Regions from separate parts of the Homo sapiens genome. Here region 1 is linked to region 2. The links are chromatin loops, found by intact Hi-C in ENCODE. Cell type or tissue: PC-9. All regions are shown on one strand.

The links. A loop is a pair of places that touch in the nucleus more often than their neighbours do. Peaks named below come from ENCODE experiments on the same cell type or tissue, not always from the same donor. Only the 100,000 strongest peaks of a DNase experiment are listed, where the experiment ranks them.
Region 1: it touches region 2 in a loop (9-fold over the local background); 17 of 110 quality-filtered maps call a loop at or near these places.

The regions. Positions count from the first base shown.
Region 1 is chr1:95,036,874-95,044,873 of GRCh38, reverse strand. The region is part of intron 2 of ALG14 (ALG14 UDP-N-acetylglucosaminyltransferase subunit); the gene reads left to right. Among named protein-coding and RNA genes, the nearest start is that of ALG14-AS1, 21 kb to the left of the region's middle. RefSeq lists enhancers at 489-1,097, 1,098-1,706. In PC-9, CTCF peaks have their summits at 1,092, 1,291 (motif pointing right), 2,928 and 3,130; DNase peaks (open chromatin) are centred at 1,323, 3,113, 4,513 and 4,973; H3K27ac peaks cover 2,689 bases.
Region 2 is chr1:94,802,581-94,810,580 of GRCh38, reverse strand. All of the region lies in intron 1 of SLC44A3-AS1 (SLC44A3 antisense RNA 1), which reads left to right. Among named protein-coding and RNA genes, the nearest start is that of SLC44A3-AS1, 14 kb to the left of the region's middle. In PC-9, CTCF peaks have their summits at 4,358 and 4,559 (motif pointing right); DNase peaks (open chromatin) are centred at 2,280 and 4,591; H3K27ac peaks cover 1,341 bases.

The sequences.
Region 1 (8,000 bases), 230 kb before region 2:
ATACTTTGTTTATTCAGCAATAAATATTTGCTTTCCATTTGCCAGGCAATATTATAGATAGTTGGGATACACAAGTGAACAAAAAACACAAAAAAATGTCTGCCATCATGGAGCTCACTCCACTTGACCTGGATGAGAAGACAGTAATACCAGACATAGTGAAGAAGAAAATAGTAAAGTCTGTTAGAAGGTGATCAGTGCTGTGGGGGCAGATTGCACAGGGATGGGGAACTGGGAATTTTGATGGGGTGGAAAAGTTGTGATTGCTCTTAGGACCTTGAAGGCGATGGGGACTCCTGAGAGAAGAGTGTTTCAAGCAGAGGGAAAAGTCTCTGGAAAAGCCATAGAGAGGAATATTCCTGGATGTTGGTGCAATAGCAGGTAATCCTGGTCCCTGGAGGAGAGTGAGTGGAAGGAGAGACACTGAAGAGGAGATGGGAGGAGTGGGCAAAGACCAGATAATTTAGGACCTTGTAAGCCCTTTTAAAAACTTCCTCTCTTAATCTGAGGAAAATAGAGACCTGTTGGAAAGTTTTGCTTGGAGGAGTGACACAATCATACTGTTTTACACAGGTCACTCGTGTGGCTGTGTTACAAATACACCAAAAGCAAAACCAAGGAAATCAGTTAGGAGGTTGTTGCAGAAATCCCAGCAAGAGATAATGTGGCTTGCATCAGGAGGGCCAGGAGTAAGGGAAAATAGTTGGATTCTGGATGTTTTTGAAAGTGGAGTTAACAGAATTTCATGGCAGAAAACAGAGGAATCAAACATGACTACAAAGCTGTTCTGAGCAATTGTAAGAATGGGATTGCCATCACCAACCCTGGGATGTCTGAAAGGGGAGCATCCCGATCTCCAAGGGTCTTTAAAGTGTTGCCTAGAGGAACCTGGAAACTCCCTGGGATTTAGAGGGACTTCCCAGAACCACTTTGCACAGATTCAAAACCGTTTCCTAAACTCTACACACTTGTGCACTCTCTCTCCCTCCTTCCCTGTCTCCCTTCCTCCCTCATTCCCTTCTCCCTCTCCCCTCCTTCTCTCTCTTCTTCCTCTCCTCTCTCTTCAACCCTCTCTTTCTCTCTCCTCTCTCCCCCTCCTCGCTCCTTCTCCTTTCCTTCTACTTCTTTTCCTTCTCCTCTCTACCTTCCTCTTTCCTCTCCTTCCCCTAAAAGGTCCTTGAAGCTTCAGAAATGGACCAGGCGGGCCCCTCCAAGTGTTGAAGGACTTATATTTTCTTTCCTCTGCAATGTCACTCCCTCATCCTGCCACCAGGTGGCAGTGCACTGCTGATCATTTAGCCGCTGACCTGCACTAGTTCTCAGTAGAGGCGGTAGAGAGCTGAACATAGAGCCTGCAGTCGGCCTTTTAATGCCTCATTCTTTAATGTGAAGTAGGGCTTCTCATCCTCGTCACTATTGACATTTTGGGACAGACAAATCTTCATTGTAGGGGAATGTCCTGTGTGTTACAGGATGTTAGCAGCATCCCTGGCCTTTATCCACCAGATGCCAAGAGTGCTCCCCCAACCCCCACCACCAGTTATGGCAACCCAAAATGTCTCCAGACCTTATAACGTGTGTATGGGGGGCCTCCCCTCCCATCGCCCTTGAGAATCAGTAGTTGAATCAACATCTACAGAATATCAGACATTTGAGGAAAGCCTCTAAAGAGAAAACTAACGAAAGGAACTAGAGAAAAGGGCATTTCAGTGGCAGTGGGGAGTTTAAACGAAAACAATTATGTTCGAAGAAATGAGAGGGCATTATTTCATTAAAACAAGAATGAGACCTATTTTTTAAAAAACTAAGAACAAAAAAAACCCCTTGGCTATTAAAATTTTGATTTCAGCAATAAAAATTCAATGAAAGATTGGAAGATCACATTGAAGAACTCAAGAAAAAGATTAAAAGCATAAGGAAAACGTAAAAAACAGTAGAGAAAGGCAAGAAAATTAGACAACCAAACTGGATGTTGCAAGTCCATTATTCAGAAGGAACAAGGAAATGGGAAAAGTTCAAAATGAAACAAAATTATGACCCAGGGAAATTTCCAAAACAGAAGGACCCGACTTTTAAAATAAAAGGACTATCCTGAGTCCAGTGAAAGTGTAGTCACAAGACACGTCATGTACAGTTTCAGAACTAACGATGAAGAGAAGATACTAAAAACTTCCAGAAAGAACAAGAAAAGGAATCACATTTGAGGTTTCAGAAGTACAGTGGAGCAGTGTCTCAAATGGATTCCTCATGTACCCTCCCACAGAGGGTGTGCCCCACCAAAACAAGGGGCACCCAAAAGGGAGACTCAGTTCCAGGGATCTGGGCCTCAGTCCAGGAGAGAAGGGAAGGGAATTCTCAGGACAGCAGTGAAGGGAGTTCCAGTGTGAAGACTTCATAGGTGGTCCTAGAGAACAAACAGTTGGGAACAGAGCAAAGTGACAGAGAACTCCAGAAGACATGGTGCCAAGAAAGTAACAGGAATGATAAATAACGCGAAGAGTCTGACGAAACTGAGAAGACCAGAAGAACTTTCAAACTGTGTGTATGTGTGTGTGTGTGTGTGTGTGTATGTTTAAATCAAAGATAAGCAAAGGACAATGAGTGCTTTGAATGCAGAGGAGGGAGAGATCTCTGTGAGATAGAGTGTTGGGGTGGGGGCTTCTTCAAAAGAGTAGGGAGATATTGGTTGATTTTTGGTTTTGTCTTTGAATATTTTTCTGTATTTTCTAAAGTTACAATTAGAAAACAGCTATTTTTTAGAAACAAAACTAAGAAGAGATACAAGCCCCAGTGGGAGTAAAAACCTACTAATATGAAATATTTATTTTTTTATAAATATCTAAATAAATATTTTCTACAGAAATAATCCAAACACATACCACAAGCACCAATATTTTGAGGCTCATATCCTTTTATTTTGGAAGTACAAAAGTTTTGCTGCTAGTGTAATAAATAGGGATTCTTTTGGTTTGCATTCTTTTTTTGGTTTTGCATTTTCTGTTTATATAAGAATCAGTGGCAGTTTGGTGGTTGCAGGATTTATCAACCAGCTCTTCTAAAATTAACATGACATTCTTCCACTGAACACCACCTACTGTTTTCCACAAGGTGGGGTGCTAACTTCGCACAGTGGACTGAGACTGTGTACAGCTTGCTGAGATGTCTACATTGAGTGTATTTGTTGTTACTTTCCACAGTTCCTAAGCAGTTCTTTTTTCCCTTTCTTTTTTTTTCTTTCTTTCTTTTTTTTTTTTTTTAAAGAGACGGGGTCTCACTGTCTGCCCAGGCTGGGGTGCAGTGGTGCAATCATAGCTCACTGCATCTTTGAATTCCTGGGCTCAAGCAGTCCTGCCTCAGCCTCCCAAGTAACTGGAACTACAGGTAAGGCCCATCACACCCAGCTAATTTTTTAATTTTTGTTTTTGTAAAGATGGGGTCTTGCTGTGTTGCCTACGCTAGTCTCCTTCTGCCTTGGCCTCCCAATCAGTTCTGAAAGAAATGTTTGTAACTGTATAGTTTAAACTGTGGGGTTTTATTTAAGTTTGTCAACTGTAATGTATATTACAACTGGTGGCTTAACATAGTTATGGTTTTGAGTGTGTATAATGTATATGTGCACTTTTCCTCATTCATATGGACCTTAACTTACTGAATTATAGGTAAAGGTAAAAAAAAATCTCTAATTTGAAAGGAGGCCGGTCTAAATGAGCAAAATATTTGAATAAGAAAATATTTGTAATTTACTGCAAATAGAGATTCTGATGTGGCCATTTCAGTGAATAGATTCTTATTTTTGAAATAGTATATCAGGTAGATATATACATGCTTTTAAAGTATTTTAAACAGCTTAATCTCTTAAATTCCTCCCCAAATCTCAATTATTCCTTCCTCTATCTCTAGACCTAAAGCCAGTCAGGTTAAACTTTCTTTAAATCATGTTCTGAACAGATGAAATTAAAATAGCTGTGAATAACATAGTGCCGTTATTTCAACCTTGTGGTAATTTAACCAATTTCCCAGTGCCAGTTAAATTTGTATTGTATGGGATTCTTACAACATGAAGAGCAGTAACATTTTATAATATAGTACTGTTGTTTCTCCATTTCAAAGCAAATTTATGGCATTCTAATCACCAATGTTTGGTTTTAAAAACATAAATAGCACAATTAAAAAAAAAATCTATACCTTTGAGTACAAACATACAATTTATTTTGTGCTGTTATAAAATCAGGACATGGCCTGTTTTGGAATTCCCTACGTCCTTCCTTTTGTACAAATGGAGGCTGTTAGATCCTTCCAGCCTTTAGGCCCAAGGAAATAATTCTGGTAGTTGCAGTCACACCACGGACAGCATAATTCTAAGCTCTGCATGTGGCCAGGCTGTGACTAGAGATGTACTTACAGTTTTAGTCAGGTTTGACCAAGCAGGTGAGCATGGCAAGGAAGTAAAAGGGAAACAATGGGTGCCGAGGGATACTCCCTTGTCCTTCAAATACCTGGTAGATGCTCACTTTATGGTGCTTATGAAATGTCATGAAGCAACATATGAGTAAGGGAGCTGTGGGTCCTGCTAATAACCAGCTCTGTCACCTTGTGTGAATCAACCCCTCTGGGCCTTAGTCTTCTACTGTGAAATAAGGAGGCCTGGCTGAGATTAGGAATCTTATTTATTTATTTATTTATTTATTTATTTATTTATTTTGAGACAGGGTCTCACTCTGTCACCCAGGCTGGAGTGCAGTGGTTCAATCTTGGCTCACTACAACCTCTTCCTCCCAGGCTTAAGCTATCCACCCACCTCAACCTCCCCAGTAGTTGGGACCACAGGTGCGAGCCACCACACCTGGCTAATATTGTATTTTTTGTAGAGATAGGGTTTTGCCGTGTTGCCCAGCCTGGTCTTGAACTCCTGAGGTCAAGTGATCCGCCCACCTCGGCCTCCCAAAGTGTTGAGATTACAGGCGTGAGTCACTGCACCCGGCAGAGATCTCACACCTGGCTTTCAAGTCTGACTTGTCAACGTCAAGCGAGGCTTCTGCTCCAGGCTGTGTTTCTCCAGGGCCTGTCAGCATCAGTCCAGCATCCAGATTCCTGAATATTATCTTCCTAGATTCCCAGTTGTCTTCCTCCGTCCACTTGCCTGCTAGGTCTACCCATTGCTTCAGTTATAGTACAAACTCCTGTCTGTCCCATTTCAACCTAAAATACCTGTGTATGTTTTCTAATATTGATATATTTTATACTTAAAGAGTATTTTACCAACTCAAAATTATGCTCCAAACAAGACCACAGTGAATCATGATGTGCTGTCAGCCTGTTTCCGCTCTTGCTATTTGCTCCCCAGGTCATGACAGTACCGTTCACCCTAGGTAAAAACCTGAGAGTTATCCCAAACTCTCCAGCGTCCTAAATCTCCCTTCTCACTGCTTGTCATCTCCATTCCTCTACCTTAGTGCTGCTGCTGGCCGTCAGGCCTTCAGCATCATTCTTCTGATGTATTTCAGTGATCTCCCCAATGATTGCCCTTCTCTGGTCGTGCCCTCTCCCCTTCTGTCCATTCTCTTCATAATTACTAGACTGGTATTTCTTGAATGCATTTCTGCTCCCATTATTCCGCTCCAACTCCATTTTCTGTTGTTCCCTATGTTGCTTCTTACGTACCAAAATACAGTTCCCCAGATATTCCATGCTATTTCATGTCTCTCAGCTCTGAACACGCTGCTTCCTCTGGCAAGAAGACCCTTCACCAACCACACCCACACTATTATACTTAGAAAATTTTATATCCTGCACAAGTTAGATCAGGAATCTCTTCATGAAGCCTGATTTACCTTATCAAAGAATAATGTATTGGCTGGGCGTGGTGGCTCACGCCTGTAATCCCAACAATTTGGGAGGCCAAGGTGGGAAGATCATTTGAACCCAGGAATTCCAGACCAGCCTGGGCAACATAGGAAGACCCCGTCTTTAGAAAAAGTTTTTTTAAAATCAGCAAGATGTGATGGGGCATGCCTGTAGTCCTGGCTACCCAGAAGGCCAAGGTGGGAGAATCGCTTGAGCCCAGGAGGTCAAGGATGCAGTGAGTCATGATCATGCCGCTGCTCTCCAGCCTGGGCAAGAGAGGGAGACCCTGTCTCAAAAAAAAAAAAAAAAAAAACCTTATAGTTTATCACTTTGTTTTTTTTTTTTTTTGAGGTGAAGTTTTGTTCTTGTTGCCCAGGCTGGAGTGCAGTGGTGCAATCTTGGCTCACTGCAACCTCCACCTCCCAGATTTAAACAATTATTTTGCCTCAGCCTCCCAGGTAGCTGGGATTACAAGTGCCCATGACCACACCTGGCTAATTTGTTTTTTGGGGTTTTTGTTTGTTTGTTTGTTTGTTGTTTTTGAGATGGAGTCTCACTCTGTCACCAGACTAGAGTGCAGTGTCACGATCTTGGCTCACTGCAACTTCCTCCTCCTGGGTTTAAGCAATTCTCCTGCCTCAGCCTCCCAAGTAGCTGGGACTACAGGCACGTGCTACCATACCCAGCTAATTTTTGTATTTTTAGTAGAGACAAGGTTTTACTATGTTGGCCAGGATGGTCTCAAAACTCCTGACCTCAGGTGATCCAAACACCTCGGCCTCCCAAAGTGCTGGGATTACAGGCATTACAGGCGTAAGCCACCGCGCGTGGCCAATTTTTTGTATTTTTAGTAGAGACAGGGTTTCACCATGTTGGCCAAGCAGGTTTCAAACTCTTGACCTTCAGGCAATCCACGTATCTTGGCCTCCCAAAGTGCTGGGATTACAGGTGTGAACCACCGCACCTGGTCCAGTTTATTACTTCTTACTTGGTGCTAACATTATATTTAATAATTGTCTCATATTATAGTTATCCCTTTGACTGCAATTATCACTTTTCCTGTGCTGTCCTGATAGACTGCAGTGAGTTCCTTGTGAATGTCTTATTCACCTCTGTTTCCCTAGCCCAGTTCCTGTCACCTGGCAGGTGCTTGTTGAAAGTTTAATGAAGAAACAAGTGAATGAATCCATGCTTAGAGAGTACAGCTCTGAAATTCAATGTCGTAAACAATTGTTTCATACATGATTTTAATATATATATTTTATTTTAAGAAAAGGAATGCAATTTTCTTACCATTTTAAGGACAAAGGAAGGGTGCTTCAACTTCAAGTGACATAAACCTACGCTTAAAATTGGCTTGAACAATAAAGGGAATTTGTCAACTTACAAAACAGGAAAAATTCAGTCTTATTTCTGGCGAGGCTTGGTCCGGTTGCCCAGGCATATCCCTATAGCAAGAGTTGTCTCTCTGCTCTGTCTTCTGCAGTGGCAGCTCCACCGGGCTTCCCACAGTGCTGCCTCCAGCAGCTCCAAGCTCTCTCATTAGGGTAACAAAAACCTGTAGCACCTCCTGGCCTCATGTCTCTTCCTCTTCATGAGGAAGAAGAGGATCTCTTACAGCATATGGGAGAGAGAGCCCCAGCAAACATCTCCTGCCTCATGGTACTCCAGTGGGGTTATACTCCCATCTTTCAGCTAATCATTGTAGCCAGGAATGATTCCTCCATGTTGCTTCAGCCATTCCAGGCCTACTCTTAGAGGCAGGGTTAGGGGTGAAGGGGACAGGAGGCAAATACCACCAAACCGTCCGGCTGAGAATATGAGAGGAATGAGTTACCCAAAGGAAAATTGCGATATTGTCAAAAGAAGGAGTCAATAAAGGCTGAGAGAGAATAAATGTGCATTTATAAAAGGCTTTAAAAATCTTTTGAGCCAGAATCCCATAATTTTTTCAGAAACAAACTACTTTGTTTTTCCCTGAAGTCTCAGACCACCAGGCAAGGAGAAGCTTCTGGAGGTAAAGTGAGGGGTGGTTTCAGGCCCTGGGGCAGAGCTGGAGTGCAGCCTCATTTCTCTTTGACAAGCCAGTCTTGAGCCAGCTGTGGGATCATGGTGGCTAGTTAAGGATCCCTGATCTCAGCTAGCCCTCCTTGCTT
Region 2 (8,000 bases):
GGAACAGTATAGCCACCAGGCTCCCTTCTTAAATGTGTTCCTTGGAACACAGTCTCTCCTTTAGCCCTGAGGGACTTTCAGTTTGGTTAAAAAATATTTTTTAGTTACAAAAGATTATATATGTCACATTACATTATTTATGTTAATATATTCTTTTGCATATATCAAACATTGCATAATAAAAACTGTAGTACACATGGGGTATATACTAAGTTATAAGGCATAATGACATGAACACACCTAAACTCACTACCCAATTAAATAACTAGAATATTCCCATAATGCTTCTCCTTGGACACAACTCCTGCTAAGCTTTCAATCTCAGAGGTAACCACTGTTCTCAGTTTTGTTTACCCCCTTACTTAAACATACCTTTTTTTTTTTTTTTTTGAGACGGAGTCTCACTCTGTCACTCAGGCTGGAATGCAGTGGTGTGATCTTGGCTCACTGCAACCTCTGCCTCCTGGGTTCAAGTGATTCTTGTGCTTCAGCCTCCTGAGTAGCTGGGATTACAGGCACGCACCACCACGCCCGGCTAATTTTTGTATTCTTAGTAGAGACGGGGTTTTGCTGTGTAGGCTAGACTGGTTTCAAACTCCTGACCTCAGGTGATCTGCCCGCCTCGGCCTCCCAAAGTGCTGGGATTACAGGCATGAGCCACCGCGCCCAGCCTACTTAAACATACTTATTATTTTAGATTATTTCACTCCTTAAATAACATAATTTAGTTTGCTTTTTAGGGGATATTACAAAAAATGATGGTGTATGGTAGGGAGTCATCTGGAACTTTTTAACTCTACACTTTTTTTTAATGTGTGATTTTAAAGTTGAGGTTGGCTAAACATTTGGAATTTATGGACATAAAGATGGCAACAATAGAAACTAGGGACTATTGGGGGAGTGAACGAGGAGAGCAAGGATTAGAAAACTAACTACTGGTTATTATGCTTATTACCTGAGTAATGGGATCATTTGTACCTCAAACCTCAGCATCATGCAATATGCCCAGGTGACAAACCTGCACATGTACCCTCTAAATCTAAAATAAAAGTTAAAAAAGGCCAGGTGCAGTGGCTAATGCCTGTAATACCAGCCTTGTGGGAGGCTGAGAGGGAGGATTGCTTGAGGCCAGGAATGCAAGACCAGCCTGGGGAGCATAGCAAGACCCTGTCTCTTGCTCTCTCTTTTTTTAAGTTTAAAAAAATAAAAATAAAATAAAATTGAGGTTGGTTCTTTATAGACTAAACCAAACAATCTAACCATAGACTCTCTGACCATAGTATAGAAGGATAGAACAGTCAGACTGCTAAGTCCTTGAATTCTACTGAAGATAAGATGTATGAACTGCTGGGGACTGGTTGGTCTAATTTGTTGGCTTTCTTTTGTCTCACCATTTCCATTTAGTTGGATATTAGTGGTGTTTTTATGTTAATCACATCTATTGTCTCCTACATTTCTGCATTTGTGCAGGGCAGAGCCTTCCTATGAACAACCTCAAGAAATTTCCTACTTACCTTCACCAAGCATTTCTACCTGTGTCTGGGATGCCTCTTGCTGAAGCACTTGCTGGCACTCTGAGACACTCTGAGTACCAGTCTTGAGAGACCATTTTCTTCTTTCTGTGTCTTTTAATGAGTAATGAGAGTTCTAGCAGGAAGGCATTTCAAATTATTCTTTTATGGTGCTGGAGACTGAACAGAAGGGAGATTATGACCTGGTCTCTCTTGCATGTTCTGAGGAACGGTAGACCTGGAGGCGCTATTGAAAAAAATATCCTGTGGTTAGATATGGTTTAGAAATATTGTTCTGTATCCCATTTATTGCAGTGTTCATCAGTATACTAGAGATTTGACCAAAGTACCCGTGTGTGTGTGTGTGTGGTGTGTGTAACAAGTATTAACACTGGCCAAAAAAAAAAAAAAACGCAGCAGTTCTGGGTAGTGCTGTTAAAGACTACATTTTTTGACGACATGGACAACTTAATTTGTTTTGAAATATGCAGGGTCTTAGGTAAGTGGGTGGAATGATTGTCAAGGCACTTGAAAAGCCCTCCTCTCTCGTGCCTACCCTACCTGATTAATGTACCTAAAATGCTGTCTTAGAGAGGACAACTTTTTAACACACATTGGAGAAAAAATTAAAATACAAATGGCCCTGGGAGAGGGCATTTGAGTAATAAATCCATAATAAGATGTAAATGACTAATGCCAGATACGTTTCTTATCTCAGGTTTTTAGAGGAAGAGAGCTACACCACAAGGCCACCAGGGCTTCTGAAGGCTGAGAGCAGTGTCATGAAAGGCAGGGCAGGGGCCCACAGGTCAAACCGCAGCCTCTGTTTATCTTTCCCAGAGCCAGCTTACTGCAACATTCAGTGAATTTTATGACCTGCAATGTTCATTTGTTTAACTGGAAATGTAAAACTACATTTTCATTTTTTTTCTTTTTTTGAGATGGAGTCTCACTCTGTCGCCCAGGCTGTAGTGCAGTGGCAACCTCCACCGCCCAGGTTCAAGTGATTCTCCTGCCTCAGCCTCCTGAGTAGCCGGGATTACAGGTGCCTGCTACCACGTCCAGCTAATTTTGTATTTTTAGGAGAGACGCAGTATCACCACATTGGCCAGGCTGATCTTGAACTCCTGACCTCGTGATCTACCCACCTCGGCCTCCCAAGGTGCTGGGATTACAGGCGTGAGCCACCACACCTGGCCTATGTTTACATTTTGACTGCCAAGATACCATCTATTTTTGTTTTTTGCCAAATATCTGAAATAAATGTCAACATTTTTTTTTTTTGAGACGGAGCCTCGCTCTGTCCCCAGGTTGGAGTGCATTGGCACAATCTTGACTCACTGCAATCTCCACCTCCTGGGTTCAAGCAATTCCCTGCCTCAGCCTCCCGAGTAGCTGGGACTACCTGCATGCACCACCACACCCGGCTAATTTTTTGTATTTTAGTAAAGACTGGGGTTTCACCATGTTGGCCAGGATGGTCTCAATCTCCTGACCTCGTGATCTGCCCGCCTCAGCCTTCCAAAGGGCTGGGATTACAGGTGTGAGCCACCATGCCCAGCTGAATATCACCATTTTTAATAGGTACAAGTATAAGCTTCTAAAGAGGCAGGTTGAATTTTGTTTTCTAAAATTTGTTTGCATTTGGTAACCTTGTCTATTTGGAGTACATGTGTAGTGTTGTAAAAACAGGAAAACCACTAACTTCCAGCACAAATGTACAAAATTTGATGCACTATGATTTTAAATTTAGATCTTTTAAGGGGGAAGTTTGCCTATTTATCCTGAATTTTATCAGTCCAACTGTTACCAGCCATGGGTTCTTGGGCTTTTAATACAATAGAAATTGACCCGAGGCCAAAAGAGTTTTCCTAAACAAGGCTTGAGAGAGAGAGAGACTGAGTCTGGCTGGCCCTGGAGGAGTTAGAGAGGCAGTTTTAAAGGGGCTATGGTGGGAAAGTGATGTTTAGGTATGTAGAGGCGGGGAAATTTTAGCCCCTGTGCAGTTCATAACATGCTTCTTCACATGTCACATGTCTCATTAGCATGTTCAATCTTCACCCCTGGGTGTGATTTTTCCTACCATAATGAAGCTAAGGTTAAAGATTACTCCATTCTTCTGGCCTTGAGGCATGCGGGAGATAGGGTTAACTCCCTTGAGTAGGATTGATGGTGAGAGCTGCTTATTTTAGCTTCTTCAAGACCCTCCAATCAGTGGGTGTGGCGTCTTGAACAAGATTTATGGTGCAAGGTCTGAATGGTCTGATTGGGGTCCCCACCAGCTTGCAGTAAAGGTCCTTGGTGGGGCACGGGGGAGGGAGGCCCAGTCCCACGCCTACTCTGTCTCACAACAATGCTATCTTTTTCTGTTCTGAGTGAGGGAAAGCAGAAAAGGAAAGGGAGGAGGGAAAGAAGAGGAAGAGGGGAACATGGTATGAATGGAGGAGGAGCAATTACTCATCTGTGTGGAAACGAGGCACCAGCTGTAGGACATACGGCAAATTTCCTCTTTCTCTGGGTCTCTTTGTAAAATGAGAGAGGAGAGCCAGGTTTTTCTTGATCTCCTTCCAGCTCTGAAATGCTAGGATTTAAAATCACATGGCATATGTATGGAAACTAATTATCCGAAGTAAGTAGAGGGAAGAAACGCTAGCAGAAATGAGTGAAATACAAAACAAAAACGCAATACCGATGATCAATAAAAATAAAAGCTTGTTCTTTGAAAAGACTGGAAAAATAAAAAAGGCAAGCCCCTGGTAAGACAGATCAACAAAATAGGTTGTAGATAAAATGTGCAAAATACCTGGCGGGTAAGAGGTAGTCTCCTAATGACAGGGATGATGACACCACCTCCCTATTTTATTTTTATTTTTCTCTTCCATCTTCTTTATTTTTCTTCCTCTTATCTTTTACTTTTATTTGTATTTCCCCCTTTATTCCATATCCGTGACGTGGACACTGGCACTCTGAGACACCTGGGTAACGAAGAGGTTACTAGCCCTCCTGCCCTGGTAAAACCCTGGCATTGAGGGCTACTGTAGTTGCCACTTCTTTACAGCAGATGGCACTGCAGGCCAGTGGCTGTGTTGTCAAGACAAACTGTGTGGTTTTCTTCATTGATTCTAGGGTATTTTCCCTCATCTTTATTTTAATTAATTATTTTTTTTTGAGACAGGGACTTGCTCTGTTACCTAGGCTAGAGTGCAGTGGTGTGATCATAGCTCACTGTACCTTTGAACTCCTGGCTCAAGCAATCCTCCTGCCTCAACCGCCTGAGTATCTAGGACTACAGGTGTGCACCACCATGGTCAGCTAATTTTTTAATTATATTTTTTTGTAGAGAGGTGGTCTTGCTATGTTGCCCAGGCTGTTCTTGAACTCTTGGGCTCAAGCAGTCCTCCTGCCTTGGCCTCCCAAAGCTCTGGGATTACAGGTGTGAGCCACTGCACCCAGCCGACCATCTTTATGTTTTATTTTTCACAAAATGTTTAACATTTCCAAATAGTGAGGCATCTTATATTTGACATATATATTTATTGTGGTGTTTTATGCTTCCCCAAAGCTATTATTACACTGATGTCCTCATTAAATCTTACAATTGTCTTAAAATGAAAGACATTCAATATTGTTACACATCTTAGCACTGCCTGGAACAAACTGATATCCTGTATAGACTAAAAGCACTGACTGCAAGTTCTTACTGAAGAATTTTAAATGGTGCATTATTTAGTTGTCTGGAAATCACTGGACCTTTGGAATTGAGCTGACTCAGGGTTCGAAACTAGGTTCAGACAGTTGCCAACTGTGTGATCTTGGGAAAATTACTTATTCTCTGTAAGCCTCTGTTTCCCCATCTTTAAAACGGTGATAACAATGGCTAATTTGCAAAATTGTTATTGTTTGCCTATACTATAACTTGGCCCCAAAGCAACTTATTGATTTGGTTATTGTCATTAGTTTTTGGGACAGAGTCTCGCTGTGTCACCCAGGCTGAAGTGCAGTGGCGCAATCTTGGCTCATGGCAACCACTGCCTCCTGAGTTCAAGCGATTCTCCTGCCTCAGCCTCCCAAGTAGCTGGGATTACAGGCACGTGCCACCATGCTTAGCTAATTTTTTAGTAGACATAGGGTTTCACCATTTTGGCCAGGCTGGTCTCGAACTCCTGGCCTCAAGTGATCCGCCTGCCTCAGCCTCCCAAAGTGCTGGGATTATAGGCGTGAGCCTCCACTGGTTTGGTTATTATAGGTTCAATAACCCATAGCTAATGTTATATAAATTTTAAAAGCCTAGGTTAACAATGAAATAGGAAACAGACCTGTTTAATTTGTAGCAAATTAGGAGAATGTGCTTGTACAACTCAAGGAATCAGCTGATTTGACTCAAAGTCCATCAGCTGATTGACTTGGGAGCTGTGGGTCTTGGGGCCTTGTTTGGTGCACAGCCCAGACGGCACTGCTTTATCACCACTAGCAGCGTGGCTCCCAAGACAGAATCTCCTGGGGCGTTGCTGAAACAGGCAGATCCTGGGCCCACCCAGACTAGATTAAGATCTCTAAAGGCAGGGCACAGAATCTGTCTTAAAACAAGTTGTATATATCATTTATAGGAACACAAAAAAGCAATAACTCTGACCTAGAATATGAATTCCTATAGACTAGTGCTGCAGATATAATAATATTAATTTGCTTATTGGATAGTGGGAAAACAAAACAATCAGGCAGCTCTGGCTCTTTTTGTCCTTCCTGCTCCCCACCCACCCCATGTTGTGCATCTTTCACAAGTTGTTGCACTTGCAGGAGCTTCTGCCACAGTCATGAACGGGTCTGGCATGACAACGATGCCAGAGAAGTGCCAACTCCATTGTGTGAGGCTGTCAGAAAATGAGATTCTAGATTGGTGAGCAAGAGTTCTCGATAACTGAGGTTAACTTTTTAAAAGTTCACATTTGTTATGGGCTGAATTGTGTCCCCCCAAATTCATATGTTGAAGCCCTAACCCCTAATACCTCAGATTTATGATGCAAGGTCTGGATGGTCTGATCGGGATCCCCACAGACCGATCAGCTTGCAGTAAAAGTCCTTGGTGGGGCATGGGGGAGGGAGGTCAAGTCCCATCCCTACTCTGTCTCACAACAGTGCTGTCTTTGTTCTGAGAGAGGGAAAGCAGAAAAGGAAACGGGGCCTGTAAAGACGTAGCTAAGTTAAAACAGAGTTGTTAGGTTAGGCCCTAATCCAATTTGACTGGATGACCCTGGGCGCTCCCTTCACAGAAACCTTGTATGTGTAGAGGGCTGATCCAGGCATAGTTGTTTTCTAGGACACAAATTAAATTACAAGCAACAAGGCCATGGTGGGGTAAACCACAGACAGTGCTGGATATCAGCTCAGGATGGGACAGGAGAGGGCTCCATGGCTGACAGCACTGACAGATGTGAGTTCATGTTCACTGCCAAAAAGCACAGCTGTTGTCACAGGGCTTACAGCAGCACTCAGAGCATGAAGAATGTAAACCATTGTGTCTTTTATGGGTTGATATATCTATTTGCTTTTATAACAAGTGATTTAAGAGACAAATAACATTATAATGAAATAGATCAATATTGCTGCTTTAAGTGGGGGAACTGTGTGCCTCAACTTTCTCAAAGGCATACAGTCATTATTAGTAACAAAAATGATTGTACTAAGTGCTAATTTTGAGGATTATTGTGAGCAATTTGTGTGGGGTGGTGGTGGGGAGGCCCATTTGCCCCACACTGAATGCCCCAGCCCTGTCTGCTGCCTCGAATCTGTCCCGGGGTCTTACTGTGTGTGGGCCTCTTCCTGCTCCTGCCACATTTCTGCTCTCTGATGTTCTCTTCCCTCTTATTTGCTCCTCAACCTTGCTTTGCTTTTCTTTTTCCTTTTATCTCTCATTCTAAATTTTATAATCTTAGTTTTTCGGTTTTTAGAGCCATTTCTAACTAAGGAGAATATCCCTCACTTTGTTAACTAAGACGTTTATATAAGTTTCTCTTACCCAACCCTCCTCTACATCTTTGGAAGATTTACTGAGTATTCATTTCAAAATAATAAAACTAAAGAATGTTTTTAATACTCACAAATTAAAGATATTGGAACACTACTAAGTGTAAATAGCACAAAACCAAAAATATTTTACTCTCTGCATTTGAACAGCATGGAAAGACTGTGGAATCAAGTGTCACATCTATCTAAACCCCCCTCCCATACAGGTTTTATAATCATTTTATTATAGCTGCTTTCATCTGCTCATATTCAGCTCTTCTTGGATTTTTAAAAAACGAGCTCTTGTGCTTGAAGCCTTTCAGGGAAGGCTTCAGGGGCAGGGGTGGTTGTTGTTCTGGACAGTTAAGGGCAGTTAGGGTGGCACAGGCTAGAGGGAGGTCATGACCCATGGACCAATAACACAGTTCAGACAAAGTGCTTCTCAAATGGAAATGATTTGGCTTTACGGATCTTGTAAGAGCATTT